Regions from separate parts of the Homo sapiens genome. Here region 2 is linked to region 1. The links are chromatin loops, found by intact Hi-C in ENCODE. Cell type or tissue: MCF 10A. All regions are shown on one strand.

Evidence for each region. Peaks named below come from ENCODE experiments on the same cell type or tissue, not always from the same donor. Only the 100,000 strongest peaks of a DNase experiment are listed, where the experiment ranks them.
Region 2: it touches region 1 in a loop (8-fold over the local background); 19 of 110 quality-filtered maps call a loop at or near these places.

Annotation. Positions count from the first base shown.
Region 1 is chr4:128,450,667-128,458,666 of GRCh38, reverse strand. The region is part of intron 1 of LINC02615 (long intergenic non-protein coding RNA 2615); the gene reads right to left. Among named protein-coding and RNA genes, the nearest start is that of LINC02615, 27 kb to the right of the region's middle. In MCF 10A, CTCF peaks have their summits at 4,043 and 4,242 (motif pointing left); a DNase peak (open chromatin) is centred at 4,196.
Region 2 is chr4:128,187,130-128,195,129 of GRCh38, reverse strand. All of the region lies in intron 15 of LARP1B (La ribonucleoprotein 1B), which reads right to left. Among named protein-coding and RNA genes, the nearest start is that of PGRMC2, 97 kb to the left of the region's middle. In MCF 10A, a CTCF peak has its summit at 3,653 (motif pointing left); a DNase peak (open chromatin) is centred at 3,609.

The sequences.
Region 1 (8,000 bases):
AGTTGAACCAGTCTTTAGATTCTAATGCAAAAGCTCTTTCAATCATATCATGGTTGGCTCTTACTTGGCATGTTGGAATAATAGTCCATTGACTTGGGCTAAAAGAGCATTGACTACTAAACTCATTACACTTGTGAATAAACTCCTGGTTCTTATGGTTAGAATTGTATCTTTGTTTTTGGTTTTGTGTTTGTTTGTTTTTGAGAGAGTCTTACTCTGTCGCCCAGTGGCACGATCTTGGCTCACTGCAAACACCACCTCCTGGGTTCAAGCGATTCTCGCACCTCAGCCTCCCAAGTAGCTGGGACCACAGACGTGCACCACCATGCCTGGCTAATTTTTATATTTTTAGTAGAGACGGGTATCACCACGTGGGCCAGGCTGGTCTCAAATTCCTGACCTCAAGTGCCTCCCCTGCCCTGGCTGGGATTACAGTCATGAACCACTGAGCCTGGCCTAGAATTGTATCTTTGGAAGGAGGGAAGTTATCGAGTGAGTGTGGAACACAGGACCACTAAGTGAGGCAGGATGACTCCCTGTTTGCTTTTGAAGAACCTGGAGTCTTGCTTTGTGACTGACAGAGTCAATCACAGGGCAGGGAATAAAGATCAGATCCCCAGAGCCCAGGAGTCTGAAGTGACTCTGATGATGGAGAAGGGCTCTGAGCTGCTGGGCCTTTGAGTGACTGTGAGGTGTAAGAAGCATCAGAAGCATGAAAAGGGCTGGCAACTCTAAACACGTCCAATCACTTCCATCAGCCATCTGTTTCTATGGCATTTAGAGAGTGCTACAACTGAGTACTGCTGATCACTGATTTGGTGGAAAATAACCTGATATTTACATAATATTTAAAAATCTAATCTTTAATTATTAATACATAAATCATCTTTAATACGGGTTTGTTTCTTAACTCCTGTGAACCTCAAAGGATAAAGTATTTATATTATTCCCAAGGGTCGTCCCATGCCTTATTAAAGAATGAACTGAAACACAGCAACTTCTGGGCTCTCTGAGGAGGTGTGGTCAGTTCTACAGAGGTCACAAGTATTTTTGGCTCTTGGTTCTTTCCAGAGCCAGGAAAGGACTGCACTTCTCCATCCTCTTGAATGAACTATCTGTTGTAATGTGTGTCACTTCAGGGTGGAAGAGTTAGCTAAGAGTTGGTGAACGATTATCCATGCCAGCTTCCCCTGCCACAGTGATCCCGGCAGCACACACTGAGATGACAGACTGTCTGTCAATTGGGTCCCTGAGTCACTCTGTCAAACAGAATCTCGACTAAGTTTTGGAAGCTGTTGTTACCACTGCATAACTTCACCTATCCTTCTAGGAAAGGAGATTAATTTGGCAGAGGAGGCTAACACACATTACATCTGATATTTCATTAGCCAAAGTAAGTCACATCACCATGCTTAACTTCAAGAGGACAGAGATGAAAAGTAAAAAATAGGAAGTCAAACTCCCAGATGCCTTGAATCCCAGGGGAAATCTGGAATTCCAAGTCCCTGAAAAAGTCATGTCTGGGGTGCTGTTCTTCCTGAAGTGCACAAGAGAAAATTAAAGTTGGAAAATTGGTCAAAATGAATTTATACCTTCAGGTATAGATGACCAGAAAGGATCTAAACTCCTTAGAACTTAATAAGAAATCTCCTGAGCTGAACATGAAATTGAGATTGGGTCAAATCAATTTAACAAACACCCATTGAGTGCCAATTCCTTGTACAATGACAGTGCTGTGTTACACATTGCAGGAAATGCTTAGGAGTATAGAAGCCCTGTCTTTCTTTCAAGGAACTTAATGATCTAATTAGTGAGCTCAAACTCAACACCAGAGAGAACCACATAATAAAACTGTTAAATAAAAGCTTCAAATACTGGTAAATAGGATGCCACAAAGCCAAGCACTTAGTGACAAAATTCACCATATATGGAAATCCCTATCTATATGTTGAAGGGGCTCAGTCACCTCTGAAAACTAACCATAGTTTGCCCTTGCTTCATCCTCACATCTGCAGTTAATACACTCTTGTCAGTGGCTTATGGCTGAGGCTGACTACAAGCGCTACAAGTGGAAGAGATGGAGGGGATGTTCAGGCTCTCAAGAAAAATAGCTGAAGAAGAAAAAGCTCCTCAAGTTCTTGGTGGCTCAACTGGAAGTAGCCAAAAGCAAATAAGCTGCCCGTGGGGCCTGCCTTGTTTTGCCACATGCCCTCAGCATAATAGTGAAAGGACTAGAGGAAGGCCAAGGCCACAGCCAAGAAACTGCAGCATCTGGCAGCTATCTGGCTTTCATACCCCGTGTGCCCCCCTTGCCCTGCTCCAGATGGCTTGGCTGCATCAACCAGGGATGCTGCCAATGCACTGGGCAACAGGTGAGGAGCTCATTGCTGAATATGTCATGGCGCCTAGAAGTAGCACCAAGAGGTAGCACTCGAGAATCTGTCTTTGGATTAAAATGCAAGCTTGAGACCTTATTAAGGAAGACTTGACTATAACAAGGAGACTGGTATCTAACTCAGCCACTCCCCTCCCTCAGCCTAGTCCAAACCAAGCTGCGCTATGCAAAATACATGGCATCATGGTTCAAATGAAGGATCTGTACCTCTTTCCCCAAGTTTCTGGAATCATTGAAGATTGAGTGTAAATTATCACTCTTATGTGTATTCTCCAAGCTTCATGACTGCTTTCTTGTAAAGAAGAAAAGAGGTTCCTTTCTCTCTTCCTAGAGTCTGAGCAACTCACCAGGGTAGTACCCTGACAGCAGGATATCCAGCATCGTTGAGCCTTCCTTTGTATGGGGAAAGGGACAATATGTCAAATTTGGTGTCTACCACATCCACGGTCCTCCTGAAGGGAACAACCATGCCCATAGCCCAGGCTGGGGGACAGCCCTGCACAGGTCTAAAAGTGACTCAAAGGTGGCCAAGCAGAGCCTAACTCATCCCCTGGGAGATGGCCTGGCCTCCAAAGCTCTGTCCAGACAGGAAGAATGCAATTAACTCAGCCAATGAGTCTCTCTTCCCTTCCTCCTTCCCTTCCCCCTCCACACTTCCCTCAAAATTAACCAGGAAATACAGGGAAAATAGTCTCTGAATTGTTAGTGGGACCAGAAGCTAAAAAGATGTACCCAGAGAGCAGGTGCCATGTAGGAAAGCTATGGGACAGAGGGTATGAGGGTGTCAAGGTCAAGACTAAGCTGAAGAAATGAGTTAAGGAAAAGGTACACAGAGTTGAAGGTGAGGCCAAGCAGCCGTAGTGGTGTACACAGAGGCCAAGTCCCTGTGCTGGATAGGATGGGGATAGGCCCACAGCTGAGCTGTGCTGGACCCTAGACTGTTGCTGAGCCCAGCTCCAGCCTCCTGTGGCATTTTGCACACTACTTACCCATGAGAGTCCTGTCTCTAACCCCCAACAGCTGCCAATAACCCCCAACAGCAAGGCTGCCTCAGTGTATTCCAGCTCTTGCCCTCACACTTCCTAGCATGACGAGGGCCAGTTTCCACAGATAGTTGGACAGTGGCCAGGCTAGACCAGCCCTGACACTCCTTCACCCATGTCACCAGATGCTTCTCATATCAGGCACATGACACCTAGCACGTAAGGTTATATTGCTCCTTATTGTTCAGGGTTTGATGCGATCTCAACAGCTATTTGTTGTGTAAAATATTTTTAGCATGAGATTTCTATGTGTATGGGGGACCTGGAGGAACAGTTAGGGAAGAAGAGAATTATCCTAGCAGCCGACTGTGTCACATTCTTGATGATGTGGTCAGTGCCCTGCCCACATACATGCTCAAAAAATAATTGTCAATAATGCCGTCTTCATCCCACCTTCCTGTGTTTATAAAAGACAAGTGCAGAGAATTGAAAATGAGGTCTCAGGGGATCCCAGGCAATTGAAACTCTTCCTTCCTCCCTCAGGGAGTGAATCAGAGAACACGTAAGTGCACTCATGTGGTCTTCATAGAGAGATACTGCACAGGGCAGTAGATTTCAGGGAGGAAAAGAAAAGAAAAACCTTTTCAAGTCCATTTAAAACAATCCATGCAGCTGTTTCCTGAACTCTTCCAGAAGAACTGAAATACAAAACGCTACCTCTTCCCTCCATCACCTCCCCCCCACCTCCGCCCTCCTAACTGGCTTTCAGGTGACGCAATGATGAGACCTCTGCGGTGAGCTCTCATCTGGAGGGATGCAGAAAGCCAACGGAGCATGGGGTGCTGCCACCTCTTGGATGTTCATAGCCAAAGCAAGTCTCTGTCCCAGAAAGGATGTATTTCGGTGATATTATGAAATGTTAACGGGCAATCTGTTCTGAAATAATTGCTCAGTGTGTTGGCCTCCTTTTCCATTTTAGAATTTCAAAGGCATTGCAGGCCGAAAGCAGTGCCAGCCTGTTAGTGGTACCTACACTGATTAAATCCAGCCCATCATAACCACAGCTACACAAAAGCTCTTTTTCCCAATTAATGAAATGCAATTAATGGTATCATTGAAAAACTCCTGCCACTTCAATTTAAAGCTATTTAGAGCTTCAATTTAGAACTGTGTGCATATTTTAGAACATGCTTTTTTTTTTTTTTTTTTTTTTTTTTTAGCTGACACGATTAACAGCACCTAATTTCTGGGATACGCCCAAGTTTCAGTAGGGGAAAAAAAGAATGTTTACCAGAAACATACACAATAATAATGGCCTCCTTTCCCTTCCTTTCCTAAACACACAAACACACACACACACACACACAGAGGCTCACACACGTGCAACCCAGTTCAGTTCCAGTTATTCAACTGTTACAATGTCTCCCTCCCTTGTGGAAAACCTGATAGGTCTATGTTGGAAATATCTAGGGTGCTCTGATGTAGGATACAAATTCCAAGGCCTTTATTGCATGATGGTCCTTTTGAAATATTTATATTGATCGGCCCAGTTCCTGAGAGGAAATAGGTTGTTTCTCTTATTCTCCCAGGTATAGGTCATTTGAGCAGTTGGGCTGTCATTTTTTTAATCTCCACATTTCCCTAAGGATAGTGAGAGGATGATTTAAACGGCAACATTAGCTGCTTTAGGCTAGATTTTCAAAGCTACACCAGGGGAGTTAAAAGCCCAAATCCTGTTATTGTTACAGGATTAATGCACAGAAATCCCAGAATACCACTTTGGAATTGTAGCCAAGGAATATTATTTTAATGTACTATGTGTTATTTTTAGACTCAGATATAGCCCAATTATCAGCTGGTGTATCAAAAATGAGACAAGACAGATAGCTGTCTTGTCTTTAATCCAAAATTCCAATGATGTTTTTGGTGTTTGTGTTTTCTCACCCCTTAGAAATCTGGATATTTGGAGGAAAAAGGTAAAAGATAGAAACTACAGCAGCTACCTCCTACCTGCTTGGTTGCTATAGAGGCTGCTTCTTAGAGTACTGGTTCTATAGAATATTTTAGCACGGTTTTCCCCTCCCCCACCCAGGGGAGGCAGGTGGTAGGAAAAGGAGGTATTGAATCAGGGGTCATCTTGACCATACTGCAAAAAGCTACAAATCAACCACAGCACACTCATGATTTCAAGGCAGCAAGTCAGGGCTCCTTTCTTCAGTTATTTTTATTTCTGCTTTTATACATCTTAGATTGTTGTTCAAAAATAACCAGCTGTAAAAGGTCTTCCAGTTGCTTCCAAGCTGCCCTGTGGACATCAACCAACATTTATTGATTCTCTACATCCCTGCTGTTGGGTTTTATTAAACTGGGCTTGTCTTTCCTTTGGCCCCTGAGTAATTGCATAGGTTGGAGATGGCCAAATCACTGTCTCTCAGCTAACCCTAGTCTGTGAGAACTCCTGCCTTTCTGTTAGTCAAGAACTACTATGCCAGTAGTTCCTCTCACTGACTTCCAAGATTCCAGAGTATCTTCCATTATCTCAAAAGTTATTGTATCATCCTAAAAAGGACAAGCATGTTTGCACAGATCTGTTTCTGTGTGGGGTAAGTTAGGAGGGGGTGTATTCCCACTTCAATAAACTCACAGTTTCACTATGTCATCAACGAGGGTTTCACTTGGAAGTCTCCCTATGTTTGGCCACCACGAACTCACAGATCGCAGAGCCCTCTCAGCAGACAGAAATGAACCCTTTTTGAACCACCAGCAACCAGGAGCTCTGACCTTGCTTTTCAGAGCAGTTGTGAGAAGGATTAAGTAACATTTTAAGAAGCACTTACCACAGAACTTGGCACCTTGTAGGCTTCCCTGAGTTAAGGAAGCAGCACAAACAATTTAAAAAATTCTTTTATATTTATGTGTATTTTTCAATTTGCAAAATTATTTTTGTACATGATCTCACCAGCAATACAATGATGAGCCTTGCTAATGCCTATGGCAGGTACTCAATGTGTGTTTAACGTGGAGCTGACTCAAGTTACATGTCAGCTTTTCCCATGTAGTTTGTACATAGAGTTTGGGCTACAAATAGGACTGGAATGAAATTCTCCATTTCAGTTTCTGGGGCATCGTCTATATCATAACCACTATTCATCTATATTTATTCATCTCTGAAACAGAAGTTATTGAATCCTAGACCCTCAAAAACCAGAAGAGTACTCCCAGTTATATATTTTAAAATTATAAAAATAGATTAACAACTCATGAGAATTATTATATTCTTATAATACATAAAATATAATTTTTATATTTAATAATATAAATACTAATTACTACTACCATCTACTATTGGTATAACACAATAAATTAGGCACTACTATATACATATATATATATACATATATAATGAACAGTTCTTCCTCTCAGTAAATACTCATTGAAGAACTACTAGGATGCTGTATACACCTATAGTTTACCAAGAATAAAACTTACTGGCACCTAGCACAGTAGCATACCTAATATTTTGTACTTTCACATCATAGTCGTGGAATAAATGCATACATGAATGAACACGATGAGTCACTAAAGATAAATGTGTCAGTAGGTGCAAGTACTAAAGTCTGAGAACTTGCCCCATCTGTGAAATGAGAGGACTAACGCTGCATTGGAGGATCATTATAAGGACAAGTGTGACAATATACATCGGATGGTGGCAGGCAGCTTCTAAAGTGGCTCCCAATGATTCCTGCCTTCTGGTTTTCATGCCCTGGGTAAGCCCCTGCCCGTAAATGTGAACTGGTGACGTGCTTCTACAAATAGAATATGGCAAAGGTGATGAGATGTCACTTCTGTGATTAGGTTACAAAAGACTGTGACTTCATTCGTGCTGGTGCTCTCTCTTGGGACTGAAGGAGACCTCCAACCAACAGCCTGTGAGAAACTGGGGCCTTAGTCTCACAGCCCTCAAAGAATTGAATCATGCCAAATACCTCATGATTGGAAGCAAGTCCTCCCCTAGTCTAGCCTGGAGATGACTACAGCCCTGGGTAAGATCTTGAGAGAGGCCTTGAAGCAGAAGACTCAGTCAAGCCATGTCAGGATTCCTGACCCACAGACACTGGGACATAATAAACCTTTTAACGCACTAAGTTTTGGATAATTTGTTATGCAGCGATAGGTAACTAATACAAGGACCTACTGTAGCATGTGCATTTTGAAGTGTGTGATAGAGAGAAGCCATAATATTTTATAGTGGGGTTATAAATTATAGTGGGCTTACCTACAAGACTAGAGTTTTTTCATGCTAGCACAGTTAATCATAAAGGCTCTCCCTTACTAAGAAGAAGAGCCAACCAGTTAGTCAGTGGAAAGGAATGATGGGACCCATTCTGCTGGTGATCTCCTCAGCTAATACCAGGGGCTAGTCCTGTGCAGCAACCAGCACTAAACCGCAGGGATGAAAGAATGTCTTCATATACAACTGGTGGGCAAAGATGCAGTTGAATTCATCCCTGTTGAGCAGGGGTTGAAATGGCAGTGGTCTCCTGGAACCATTTCTGTGAAACAAATTGGGGCACATGGTTGTTTAGTGTGAACCCTGGCCTTGCATAAATTAAATGATTCTC
Region 2 (8,000 bases), 260 kb after region 1:
ATTTGGCAAGATTTCAACAACAAAAAAAAGTCTAGAAGTAATAATCTAGAATTCAATCAAAATGTATAAGACACACAAAAAGAAAAAATAAAATTCAGGAGACAATGAATAGAACCAGACTTACAGATAACTCAGTACTAGCATAATCACAAATGAACTTTAAAATAACCATGATTAATATGTTGAAGACTCTAATGTAAAAGATGAACATTCATGAAGAGATGGAGAATTTCAGCAGAAAAAAAGAAAACTTTTTTTTTTTTGCGATGGAGTCTCACTCAGTTGCCCAGGTTGGAGTGCAGTGGCCCCATCCCAGCTCACTGCAATTTCCACCTCCTAGGTTCAAGCGATTCTCCTGCCTCAGCCTCCTAAGTAGTTGGGATTACCAGTGAGCGCCACCACATCCAGCCAAGAAAACTTTTTTTTTTTTTTTTTTTTTTTTTTTTTGAGACAGAGTCTTGCTCTGTCGCCCAGGCTGGAGTGCAGTGGCGAGATCTTGGCTCACTGCAAGCTCCGCCTCCCGGGTTCACGCCATTCTCCTGCCTCAGCCTCCCGAGTAGCTGGGACTACAGGCGCCCGCCACCATGCCCGGCTAATTTTTGTGTATTTTTAGCAGAGACGGGGTTTCACCGTGTTAGCCAGGATGGTCTCAATCTCCTGACCTCGTGATCCGCCCGCCTCGGCCTCCCAAAGTGCTGGGATTACAGGCGTGAGCCACTGCGACCAGCCAAGAAAACTATTTTTAAAAAGTCAAATGGGGCCGGGCGCGGTAACTCACACTTGTAATCCCAGCATTTTCGGAGGCCGAGGTGGGCGGATCACCTGACATCAGGGGTCCAAGGCTAGCCTGGCCAACACGGTGAAACCCTGTCTCTATTAAAATACAAAAATTAGCCGGGTGTGGTAGCGGGCACCTGTAATCCCAGCTACTTAGGAGGCTGAGGCAGAAGAATCGCTTGAACCCAGGAGGTGGAGGTTGCAGTGAGCTGAGATCGTGCCATTGCACTCCAGCCTGGGCGACATGAGTGAAACTGCATCTCAATAAATAAATAGTCAAACAGTAATGCAAAATATACACAACACAATATCAGAAATGAATACTTCTTTGATGGACTTCTTAGCACACTAGAACAGCTAAGGAAAGAATCAGGAAACCTGAATATAAATCAATCAAAATTACACAAAGTGAAATACAATTTAAAAGGAGTAAGAGGCCAAGCGCAGTGGCTCACGCCTGTAATCCCAGCACTTTGGAAGGCCAAGGCAGGCGGATCTCCTGAGGTCAGGAATTCACGACTAACTTGACCAACATGGTGAAACCCTGTCTCTACCAAAAATACAAAAAATTAGCTGGGCGTGGTGGCTTGCACCTGTAATTCCAGCTACTCAGGAGGCTGAGGCAGGAGAATCGTTTGAACCCAGGAGGCAGGGGTTGCAGTGAGCCAAGATCACTCCATTGCACTCCAACCTGGGCAACGAGAGCGAAACTCTGTCTCAAAAATAAAAATAAAAATAAAAAAATAAAATAAAAAAGGAGTAGGAGAAAAAGCAGATCAGAGCATCCAACAGCTATGGGTATTATCAAATGGTCTAACATATATGTAATTTGAAACCCAGAAGAAGGAAAAAAAGAAAACAGGGCAAAAAAATTTATGATGAGTCAAAAATTATTCTAACAATTTAAAAAGCCATAAATCTGAAACCATCAGAGAACCAGAGCAGGATACTTTATAGGTGTGTGTATGTGTTTGTGTGTGGGTGTATTAATAACAGGCAAATATCTATTACGAACCTACTAAAGAAATCTCCCAGATTCTCAATGGCATTTAGAAAGTTTTTAATAGATATATATGAAGGATTTAATGTGCTAAACTATCTACTCAAACTATATGTGTGTATGTGTGTATGCACATGTGCACATATATGTATGTGTATATACATGTACACATAACTGTCTAAAGAAAAATAATAACAAAGTATAGCACAAAGAATGGGGGACTGGGTGTGGTGACTCATAACGGTAATCCCAACACCTTGGGAGGCTAAGGCAGGAGAATTGCTTGAGCCCAGGAGTTCAAGACCAGCCTGAATTACATAGCAAGATCTTGTCGCAACAAAAATTTTTTTAAAAATTAGCCAGCTATTGTGGTGCACACCTGTAGTCCCAGATACTTGAGGTTAAGGTGGGAGGACTGCTTAAGTTCAGGAGTTTGAGACTGCAGTAACCTGAGATTTTGCCACTGCACTCTATCCTGGGTGAAAGATCGAGACTCTGTCTCTAATTTAAAAAAAAAAAACAAAGAAACAAACAGAGAAATGGGGAGAAATAATGAAAATTTAATGTTGTAAGGTGCTTATACTACACATGAAGTGGGATAAGATTATTTGAAAGTAGACTGTGGTACGTTAAAATGTATAAAGCTGGTCCTCAACTTAAAAGATGGTTTCACTTACGGTTTTTCAGGTTTATGATGGTACAAAAGCAATATGCATTCAGTAAAAACCATAGCTCAAGTACCATACAACCATTCTGTTCTTCAGTTTCAGCAAAGCATTCAATAAATTACATAAGATATTCAACATTTTATTATAAAATAGGCTTTGTGCTAGATTTTGCCCAACTATAGGTTAATATAAGTGTTCTGAGCACATTTAAGGTAAGCTAGGCTGAGCCATGATGTTCAGTAGGTTAGGTGTATTAAATGCATTTTCAACTTATGATATTTTCAAGCTACAAAGGGTTCATCAGGATGTAACCACATCATAATTCAAGGAACAGCTGAATTATATGGGCATATCTCAGAGATATTGCTGGTTCAATTCTAGACCACCACAAAACAGCACATATTGCAAAAAAGCAAGTCACATGAATATTTTGGCTTCCCAGTAAATATAAAAGTTATATTTACATTATACTGTACTCTACCAAGTGTGCAATAGCATTATGACTTAAAAAAAGTACATACCTTAATTTAAAAATACTTTATTGAGACAATGATGTCACCAAAATGGCAGAGTAGAAGCAATCTGGCTTCACTCTCCCACAGAAAGCCAAAAACAAATATCTAGCACAAAGCTTATCATCAGCAATATCCCAGAACTCAAATCTGAGGCTGATAGTACCCGTGAGCCACAGAGAACTGAAAAACTCCAAGCAAACAGTAAGAGAAATAGCCTTCTCTTTGCATGATGCCTTTTCTGCAATCTGCCAGGCCCTGTGCATGAAAAATTCCTCCCAGACTCAGCTTCTTCATTGGAAAAAGTTAGATGGAGGAGGACAGCCAGCTTTCCCACCATCTTGGGTTCCCTTGCAGGAAAACTGTTCCTGCCTCAACCCATAAGAAGTATAATATCATGAGGGCTAGCAGGGAGAAAAAAAAATCATGAAGGCAGAAAAAGAGGGGAAGCAGGAACAGAAACCCTAGCCCTGAAATTCTCCTCTTTATTTCAGCCAAAAGAGATGCCATATCAGAGTGGCTGTTCAGCAGGACCACACTGTAGGAGGTATGATCCATGAGTTTTCTGGGTACAAACCGTTTGCCAGCCTTACCACACAGTTGGGGTAATCCCCTTTGCCACCCCCACCATCTGACAGGCAGTGCTCCAATGTTTGTGAGAGCCAAGGCAAACTTGGGCTTAAGGCGCCATCTAGTGCCCAAAAGGAGGCACTGATATACAATAGTATTAAGGGAACTCACACGCTACTGCAAAGAATCTCTAAGAAAACATACCTTAGAAAGACAAAACAAGCAAGACAGCAAAGACTGGGATAAATAATAAATCCTTTAAAGCAAAGCCACAAATGTACATCCACGAGAAACAACAGCAAACACGGAACTATGACATCCCCAAATGCACAAAGCAAGGAGTCAGGGAGAAGAAAAGCAATGTGTGAGGTCTCAGATCAAGAACAAAATAACAGTTCTACAGACACTCAGCAAAATCCAAGATAACACAGAGAAGCAATTAAATTTATCAGAGAAATGTAACACAAAGAGATTGAAATTAAAAAAAAAAATCCTGGAACTCAGAAATACGTTTTCTGAAAAATGGATTACAGGCTCTCACATTGCAAGAAACAATCAGTGAGCTCAAATACAGCCTATTGGAAAATACAGTCAGAGGAGAAAAAGAAAGGAATGAAGAACACCTGCAAGATATAAAGAATAATCTCAAAAGAACAAATGTAAGAGCCACTGGCATTCAATGATGAGTTAAGAGCAAGGAGTAGTAAGCTTATTCAAAGAAATAACAGAAAACATTCCAAATCTAAAGAAAGATATAAATATCTAGGTACAGAAGGTCAGAAATTACCAAATATATTTTTATTAGTCCATTTTCACTCTGCTATAAATAATACCTGAGGCTGGGTAATTTATGAGGGAAAGTGGTTTAATTGACTCAGTTCCACATGGCTGGGGAGGCTTCAGGAAACTTACAATCGTGGTGGGAGGGGAAGCAGGCACCCTTACACTGCAGCAGGTGAGAGAGAGTATGTGTGAAGGAGAAACCGTCAAACACTTATAAAACCATCAGATCTTGTGAGAACTCACTCACTATCACAAGAACGGCATGGGATAAGTGCCCCCATGATCCAATCACCTCCTACCAGGTCCCTCCCTTGACACATGGGGATTATGGGAATTACAATTCGAGATGAGACGGGTGGGAACACAAAGCCAAACCATATCAATATTCAATCCAAATAAGAGTATCCCAAGGCAAATAATAATCAAACCTGAAAATGTCAAGGACAAAGAGAAGATCCTTAAAACAGCAAGAGAAAAAAAATAAAAGAACATATAAAAGAGCTCTGATTTTTTTGGCAAGAGACTTTTCAACAGAAACCAAACAGGCCATGAGGGAGTTAAGTGACACATTCAAAGTGCTACAGGATAAATGGAAACAAAAACAAAACCTGCCAACCAACTATGCTGTACCCAGCAAAGTTTTCCTTCAAACAGGAAGGAGATATAAAGTCTTTCCTAGACAAAAGCTAAGGGAATTCATCACTACTAGACCCATCTTTTCAGAAATGCTAAAGGGAGTTCTTTAATTTGAAAGAAAACAAACTTTGATGTGCAAAACCAAAAATGTTTGAAGGTATAAAACTCACTGGTAAAAGTAGACAAATTCAGAATGCTCTAATGCAGTAATTGTTACATGTAATCCATTCATATCTCTAATATGAAGACTAAAAGACAAATCTACTGAAAATATTAACAGCAACCTGTTAAGAGATAGGGAAGATAAATAGATGTAAATTAAGACAACAAAATGTCAAAATGTGGGAGGATGGAGTTGAAGTGTAGAGTTTTTTAGTTTTTCCCTTGATTCTTTCCTTTTCTTTGTGATCAAAGTTAAGTTGTCATATGTTTAAAATAACTTACAGCTATGGCTTTGGTAAGCCTCATGGTAACCACAAAGCAAAGACTTATGATAGATACACTAAAAATAAAAAGCAATGAATTAAAACATACTCCCAGAGAAAAACCACTTAATCACAAACAAAGGCAGTAAGAAGGAAGTAAGGGAGGAGTTACAAAACAACCAGAAACCAAGTAATGACATACTGCGTAGTAAGTCCTTATCTATCAATAATAATACTGAATGTAAATGAACTAAATTCTCCAACCAAAAGATATAAGCATGGCTGAGTGAAAAACTTTTAGAAACAAGATCCAACTATATATTGCCTACAAGAAACTCAAATCACCTATAAAGACACACATAGTCTGAAAGTGAAGAATGGAAAAAGACATTCCACGCAAATGGAAGCAAAAAAAAAAAAAAAAAAAAAAAAAAGTAGCCATACTTGTATCAAACAAAATAGAACAAGTGAAAGTCTGTAAAAAAAAAAAAAAAAAGGACACGGAAGGTCACTGTATGATGATAAAGGAAAGGATCAATTCAGCAAGAGGCTGTAACAATTTAAAAATATATGCACCCAATTCTGGAGCACCCAGATATATTAAGTAAACATTAATAAATCTAGAGGAGAGATAGACTATAATACAAATAATAGCAGGGGGCTTCAACACCCATCTCTCAATAATGGACAGATCATCCAGACAGAAAATCAACAAAGATACAATGAAGTTAAACTACACCTAGACCAACTGGACCTAGTGACATTTATAGAACATTTCACCTACTACTGCAGAATACACATTCTTCTCATTAGCACATGGAACATTCTCCAGGATAAAACATATGTTAGGCTACAAAACATGTCTCAACAAATTTAAAAAAGTCAAAATCATATCAAGTATCTTTTCTGGCTACAACAGAATAAAAATAGAAATCAATAACATGAAGAATTTTGGAATCTACACAAACGTGGAAATTAAACAACATGCTCCTGAATGATCAACAGATTAATAAAGAAATTAAGAAGAAAACTTCAAAATGTCTTCAAACAAATGCAAATGGAAACGTAACTTTCCAAAACCTATGAGATACAGCATAGCAGTACTAAGAGAGAATTTTATAGCAATAAATGCCTACATCAAAAAAGTAGGTTTCAAATAAGCAACCTAACGATGTACTTAAAAGAACTAGAAAAGAACAAATCAAACCCAAAATTAGTAGAAAGAAACAATAAAGATCAAGGCAGAAATAAATAAAATTGAGACTAAAACAAGTACAAAAAATCAATGAAATGAAAAAGTTGGTTTTTTGAAAAGATAAACAAAATCAACAAACCTTCAGCTAGATGTATTAGGCTGTTCTCACATTACTATAAAGAAATACCCAGCCAGGCGCAGTGGCTCATGCCTGTAATCCCAGCACTTTGGGAGACCAAGGCGGGCGGATGACCTGAGGTTGGGAGTTCGAGACCAGCCTGACCAACATGGAGAAACCCCATCTCTACTAAAAATACAAAAATTACCCAGACATGGTGGTGCATGCCTGTAATCCCAGCTACTCAGGAGGCTGAAGCAGGAGAATCACTTGAACCCGGGAGGCGGAGGTTGCAGTGAGCTGAAATCACACCACTGCACTTGAGCCTGGGCAACAAGAGCAAAACTCCGCCTCAAAAAAAAAAAAAAATACCCGAGACTGGGTAAATTATAGAGGAAAGAGGTTTAATTGGCTCATGGTTCTGTAGGCAGTACAGCATGATGCTGGCTCAGCTTCTAGGGAGGCCTTAGGAAAACTTACAATCATGGTGGAAGGCAGGGGGAGCAGCACTTCACATAGCTGGAGCAGGAGGAAGAGAGACAGTGGAGGTGCCACACACTTTTAAACAACCAGATCTCACAACTCACTATCACAATGACAACTCCAAGGCAGATGGTGTTAAACCATGAGAAACTGCCCCGGTGATCCAATCACCTCCCACCAGGCCCCACCTCCAATACTGGGGATTACAATTGAACATGAGATTTGGGTGGGGACATAGATCCAAACCATATAATTCTACCCTGGCCCCTGCCAAATCTCATGTCCTTCTCACATTGCAAAATCTAGTCATGTCTTCCCAACAATCCCCCAAAGTCTTAACTCATTCTAGCATTAACTCAAAAGTCCAAAGTCTCATTTGAGACAAGGCTAGTCCCTTCCACCTATGAGCCTGTAAAATCAAAAACAAGGTAGGTACTTCCAAGATACAATGGAGGTATAGGCCTTGGGTAAATACACAAAAGGAAGAAATAGCCCAAAAGAAAGGGGCTACAGGCTGCATGCAAGTCCAAAGCCCAGAAGGGCAATCACTAAATCTTAAAGTTCCAAAATAATATCCTTTGACTCCATATGTTACATCCAGGGTATGCTGGTGCAAGGGGTGGGCTCACAAAGCCTTGGGCAGCTCCATGCCTATGGCTTTCCAGGGTTTAGCCCACATGGCTGCTCTTAAGGGCTGGCACTGAGTGCCTGTGGCTTTTCGAGGCTGAGGATGCAGGCTGCTAGTGGATCTACCATTCTGGGGTCTGGAGGACAGTGGCCCTCTTCTCAAAGCTTCACTAGGCAGTGCCCCAGTGGGGAGTCTGTATGAGGGA